Linked DNA regions of Homo sapiens: region 2 is linked to region 1. A link is a loop called in an ENCODE intact Hi-C map of the cell type or tissue named here. Cell type or tissue: Calu3. All regions are shown on one strand. Each heading gives the region's core, and the rest is flanking DNA. Links, peaks and the distances in the headings are about the cores only. Region 1 overlaps UBR1 (ubiquitin protein ligase E3 component n-recognin 1). Region 2 holds the start of TMEM62 (transmembrane protein 62).

What was found. Hi-C counts contacts between places; a loop is a spot of excess contacts. Peaks named below come from ENCODE experiments on the same cell type or tissue, not always from the same donor. Only the 100,000 strongest peaks of a DNase experiment are listed, where the experiment ranks them.
Region 2: a loop joins it to region 1, with 2.0 times the contacts of the local background. A loop is called at or near these places in 9 of 110 quality-filtered maps.

What each region holds. Positions count from the first base shown.
Region 1 is chr15:43,083,784-43,086,697 of GRCh38, reverse strand. It overlaps UBR1 (ubiquitin protein ligase E3 component n-recognin 1), which reads left to right. Exons shown (of 47, transcript NM_174916.3): 2 at 458-714. Among named protein-coding and RNA genes, the nearest start is that of UBR1, 21 kb to the left of the region's middle. In Calu3, for the core only: no CTCF peak of the experiment used is centred there; no DNase peak of the experiment used is centred there.
Region 2 is chr15:43,132,282-43,135,195 of GRCh38, reverse strand. TMEM62 (transmembrane protein 62) reads right to left here and starts at 1,610. Exons shown (of 14, transcript NM_024956.4): 1 at 1,214-1,610; 2 at 828-939. The coding sequence starts at 1,393. RefSeq lists silencers at 741-952, 1,143-1,542, 1,763-1,822. In Calu3, for the core only: no CTCF peak of the experiment used is centred there; DNase peaks (open chromatin) are centred at 1,215 and 1,695.

The sequences.
Region 1 (2,914 bases), core at 154-2,653:
TTTACTTCTGATGAGGTCCATTTTATCTAGTTTTTTTCCTTTTATGGTTAGTGCTTTTTGTGTTTACAAAATTTTGGCCTATGTTCATTTCGATCTCTTGTTAAATACTCTGGTTTCCTAAAACAAAATTTTTGATGAATGCATTGTCTGTACAGCCTGTGACTGATAATAGAACCACCTTCACATAGCAGGAATTGGCCATTTCAGAAGGGAAGGATAATTCTTACTACAGCTACTCTTCTTTTTTTTTTTTTTTTTTTCAGATACTGGTGGTATGTGAGCAGTTGCTTATTTCCAAGCTTAATTTTTTTAATCACCCACTTTCCTTCTGTATTGGTGAAAGATGAAATATACTGTAAATTACTTTGAAATTGTAGAATTATGTCATTATTTGTGCCCCTAGATGATTAAGAAGGAACTTGTAAGTCAGTCTAATTTTCATCTTCTTTTCTTTTAGTGGTGGGATCAGCAAGTTGATTTTTATACTGCTTTCTTGCATCATTTGGCACAATTGGTGCCAGAAATTTACTTTGCTGAAATGGACCCAGACTTGGAAAAGCAGGAGGAAAGTGTACAAATGTCAATATTCACTCCACTGGAATGGTACTTATTTGGAGAAGATCCAGATATTTGCTTAGAGAAATTGAAGCACAGTGGAGCATTTCAGCTTTGTGGGAGGGTTTTCAAAAGTGGAGAGACAACCTATTCTTGCAGGTAAGAATTAGAAATTTACAGGATTGATTATAATTATTAAAATCCTTTTTTTTTTTTTTTTTTGAAACAGAGTCTTGCTGTGTGACCCAGGCTGGAGTGCAGTGGTGCGATCTCCGGTCACGTCACTGCAACCTCTGCCTCCCAGGTTCAAGCAATTCTCCTGCCTCAGCCGCCCAAGTAGCTAGGATTACGGGTGCCCGCCACCACGTCTGGCTGGGATTACAGGCACCCGCCACCATGCCTGGCTAATTTTCATATTTTTAGTAGAGACAAGGTTTCACCATGTTGGCTAGGCTGGTCTCAAACTCCTGGCCTCAAGTGATCCACATGCCTCAGCCTCACAAAGTGCTGGGATTACAGGCATGAGTCACTGCATCCTGGCCAAGTATTACAATCTTGGTATTTTGTATCTATTTCACGATGTACTTGTCTTGGTTTATTGCTATTTATAATACATTTAATCTTATTAATTTTCTTTTATTATACCGTTATAGTTTGGTTTTTGCTAGTATAGCTTGTTTCTGAATATATATGTCTTCCAGTTAAATAGTGCTCACTGTTTCTTCCTGTTCTCCAACGGAATGTCAGTGATAAATTTTTGCCTTGTTCATAATATATCCAGTACACTCTTACCTGAAACTCTTTGGGGCCATTTCAGAATTCTGAATACTTCCCCAGCAGAGTCAGGGCGGGACACTGTAATCAAACACAATCTTTCTTTAAGAAATCTGTGAATATTCATAACAAGTAGTATAAATCATGCCTGTAGTCGCATGTCATTTAAAGTAATTTTTTGCCACCAAGTGAGATTTATTGCCAAACCTACAATCCCAAAACCTTTCAGTTTTGGAGCTATTTGGATTTCAGAGTCTGGCATAAGGGATTTTGAACCTGTAGAAACAGTTGTAATTTAGTTGAATAGAAGAGGCCAGCGGCAGGGAAACTGAAAGCAACTTTAGGCTTTTTATTCTTTGTGAGAGCAGTGCCTTAAACTTCGTGACAGCACAGAGAATGTTTTTACTCCTTACCTCTGCCTGAAATTTGAAATTTAGTTTTCCTTCTTAGAGCTAGTTTAGGTTAGGAGTGTAAAGTTTTAAACTTTATAAATACAGAGAATTGTTTTTACTTCCTTATAATTCTAGGCCTAACTGGTTTATGTACAGTTAACAGTTGTTTAGAACATACTATCTTTCTTTATTCTGTTCTTTTCTCAGGGGAAAAAAAATAGCCTTGGCCAGGCGCTGTGGTCATGCCTGTAATCCCAGCACTTTGGGAGGCCGAGGCAGGTGGATCACGAGGTCAGGAGTTCAAGACCAGCCTGGCCAAGATGGGAAACCCCGTCTCTGCTAAAACTACAAAAATTAGCCAGGCATGGTGGTGGGCGCCTGTGATCCGAGCTACTCGGGAGGCTGAGGCAGAGAATTGCTTGAACCCGGGAGACAGAGGTTGTGGTGAGCCGAGATTGTGCCACTGCACTCCAGCCTGGGCAACAGAGCAAGACTCCATCTCAAAAACAAACGAAAAAATAGTCTTTGCATTTTGTGTACCATGTTGCTATATAGTATAGTAAGGGTCATTTATATTCTTACATATTTTTAGCTAAAGCCCAATCAGTTTCAACTAAAGCATGCTAGACATTTGCAGACCTCATGTCTCCAAAAGTTTCATGGAGATATTTTTAGTTGTTACAACTGGGGATGAAGGTACTGGCATCTAGTGTGTAGAGGCCAAGATTCCTGCTAAACATCCTAATGCACAGGACAGTCTGGTTCACCCCCGACAAATGATATCTGGCCCAAAATGTCAGTAGTATTAAGGTTGAAAAATCCTACTCTAAATAGGTCTATAGATGATATATATTTTACAGAATATTATTAGACAACCTATATTTCCTGTTAGCTTTTTAAGTTGTTGTTTTTTGTTTGTTTGTTTGTTTTTGAGACAGAGTTTCGCTCTTATTGCCTAGGCTAGAGTACAGTGGCGCTATCTCAGCTCACCCGCAACCTCCACCTCCCAGGTTCAAGCAATTTTCCTGCCTCAACCTCCTGAGTAGCTGGGCTTGCAGGCAAGCACCACCATGCCTGGCTAATTTTTTGTATTTTTAGTAGAGACGGGGTTTCTCCATGTTGGTCAGGCTGGTCTGGAACTCCCGACCTCAGGTGATCCGCCCACCTTGGCCTCCCATAGTGCTGGGATTACA
Region 2 (2,914 bases), core at 221-2,720, 48 kb before region 1:
AAGAAATTCCAGTACTCTGAGTGGCTGCCTAATATCTATGGCAACCATATTTTCCAAACCACAAAATCAGAATATGTGATTTGACCAAGTATTATTTTTACAGCAAGAAGCAATGTGGCAGGTGGAATTGGACAACAAAATACCAAAATTTATAGAGAACTAAACAGAAAACTTTTTATGGAGGCTCATCCATTAAATCAGAACTGATACCCTTTCATGTCAGCAGAGATGCTTCAATAAGGTGGATGAGTGATGAATTCCCCAGTAAGCAAGATAGATAGATGCTCCTTTAGCTTCTTCTCCCCATTACAGTTTGAAAGCAAATAAAGTGTTTGAAGAGTCTAGAAAACTTAAGTCATAAAACTATCAAAGGATGAAGAAAAAGTGCCCTGGGTCACCGGAAGCCTCAAACAACTGAAAATATAAGATTAATAATGTAAAGAAAATAGAAAAGTTAGCAAAAGAAGAGAACTTCTGATTCGTGGTTACAGGCTTTTCCCTAATTCTCACAACCAGAACTGTAACAACAACAAGAACAAAAACCAGATACAAATATATCAGACAACAGACTGACATGAGAACCAGGAGCCTTGCTTCTACTGCTTTGACAAAACCTTGCTACGTCAAATCATTTTGCCTGGATCTTGACTCATTCAGTTATCCATAGGCAAAGGGGTTAGAATGTCCAATCTCTTCCACCTCACAGAGCTCACCTGGGGCTGTGGCTATACTGCTCCCAACGTCCCCAAAATGAAAAGCCACAGCCCTGGCTAGAGTTCTACCATGCGGACCACAGACCACCACCACAGCACGGCAAGCCTCCCTACCTGTTGCTAGGACGAGAGCTGGTTGAATGATGTCAATAGTTTCAGAACAGAATTTCTCTAAGTCTACCGCTCTGCCTGGATCTCGAAACCTGCTCAGGTGAATGTCGGATATCTGCCGAAAACAGGTATTGAACAGAGAGATCTGAGCCAGGAAGAGGCAGCATGGGGAGGGGCGGCTCAGCGGCTCTCTCGGGCAGAAGGAAAAGGCAAAGAGGCAATGCATAACGAACCCCCCAGGTAAGGACAGGGCCAGCACTAGACAGAGCCTCGAGTTACAATCTGACTGAGGTCCCCAGCCTGGAGCGTGGGGCCCAACACCCGCAAGGGTCCCACCGCACGGTGCCCGATCTGCACCTGCCTCCCGGCCCGGCTTCCCGCCGCGTCACCTGCAGGCCCCAGAAGATGTTGCTGTCTCCGGGCCCTGGCGCAGGGTGCGGCCTCCTGGGGGGCGCGGGGCGCGGCAGCGGCGAGGGCTGGCCCGCCAGGCCGTAGTGCTCCAAGAGCATGGCCACCAGCGCTGCGGCCGCCAACCCCGCGACCACCCTGAGAGCCAGCACTGCAGCCATGCCGCCCGCCCGCCGGGGCGCGGCCCTCGCTGATCCCGCGCAGGACCGCGCGGCGCTCCCGGGAGCCGCTTTGCCTGCACTTCCGGACTCTATTGTCGCAGGGCCAGAGCTGGATGCGGGGCCGGCGCCGGATGCGGGGCTGGAGCCAGACACTGGGCCTAGGGTGCTGCGCCCGTCAGCCGCCGCCCAGCACCTGCCCCTCTCTGGCCGCGCAAGTGACTGGGCTCGTTTTGCATAAGTAATACGATCACAGAAAAGAGAACCGAAACTCTGAACACCAATGACGGTGGCCGAGTGGTGGCGGGGAAGGAGACCGGGACCAGTGGCCGGGAGGCGGGGGCTAGAGTCCTGGCTCCGCCTTGGTCAGTCACTCCTGACCTCAGTGGGTCGATCTCCTTACCTGTAAAACGGAGTTAATAACACCTTCCGTGCGCACTTTGCAGGGTTGTTGTATCAAAGTGAGAATGTATGAGAACGCCTTTTAAATTGTCTCACAAATGTGTCAGGTGGCTTCCTCTGGCCCCTTCTGATTATTAACGTACCTCCATAGGTTTTCTTTTCTTTCTCTTCCCCTTCCCTCTACCATTCCCCTTTCCTTCACTTCTCAGACAGGGTCTCTATCCCCCAGGCAGGAATGCAGTGGCGCGATCATGGCTCACTGCAGCCTCGACCTCCCTGACCTTAAGTAGCTGGAATTACAGGCTCGCACCACCACGCCCAGCTAATTTTTTAAATATAGTTTTTGTAGAGACTGGGATCTGTCTGTGTTGCCCGGGCTGGCCTCGGAACTCCTAGGTTCAAGCGATCCTCCCGCCTCCGCCTCCCAAAGTGCTGGGACTACAGGCTGAGCCACCGCGCCCGGCAGCATAGGTTTTCTATAGATGTAATTCCTATGTTTTGTGAAAGTTATTTTTCCCTTAAACTGATTTCACATGCACCTGAGTAAATAATATTGCAACACGGTAGTATACCATTCATTTAATAAGTATTAAATACTTCCTATGGGCCAGACCCAGGAGAATTAGATTCAGCCCTACCTTAATTTATCTAACAACTCCCTTATTGTTGATTTTTTAATTGTTTATTATATATTGCTGTTCTGAGTAATTTTTTTCACGTCTTCCCTTTATTGAAAAAAATTTTAGAAAATGGCAGTTAATAAAAGGCACAAACAAATCAACAGGGATATACTAGTGGAAAACACAATATAAAACTAACATGTCATTGGCTTCTTTAATTGGTTAAGAGCACAAAATGTAACAGGCAAAAGGTCTGTTTCAAACAAATTAAAAAGCTATGTGTTTTTTAAATTCTCCCCAAATCAGATATATACACACCCACAAAAATAGTGTGTGAAGGAAAACTGTCATACACAAGAAGTCGTATCCTGAATTCTTCAAGGAAATACATGTGGAAATAGGAATTAACAGAGTCAGCAACAGATTAATTTTTTATTAATTGAGTCTTAAAATGCTACATAGCCCAAAGCTATACTATATAAAGTACTACTAGGTACAAAGG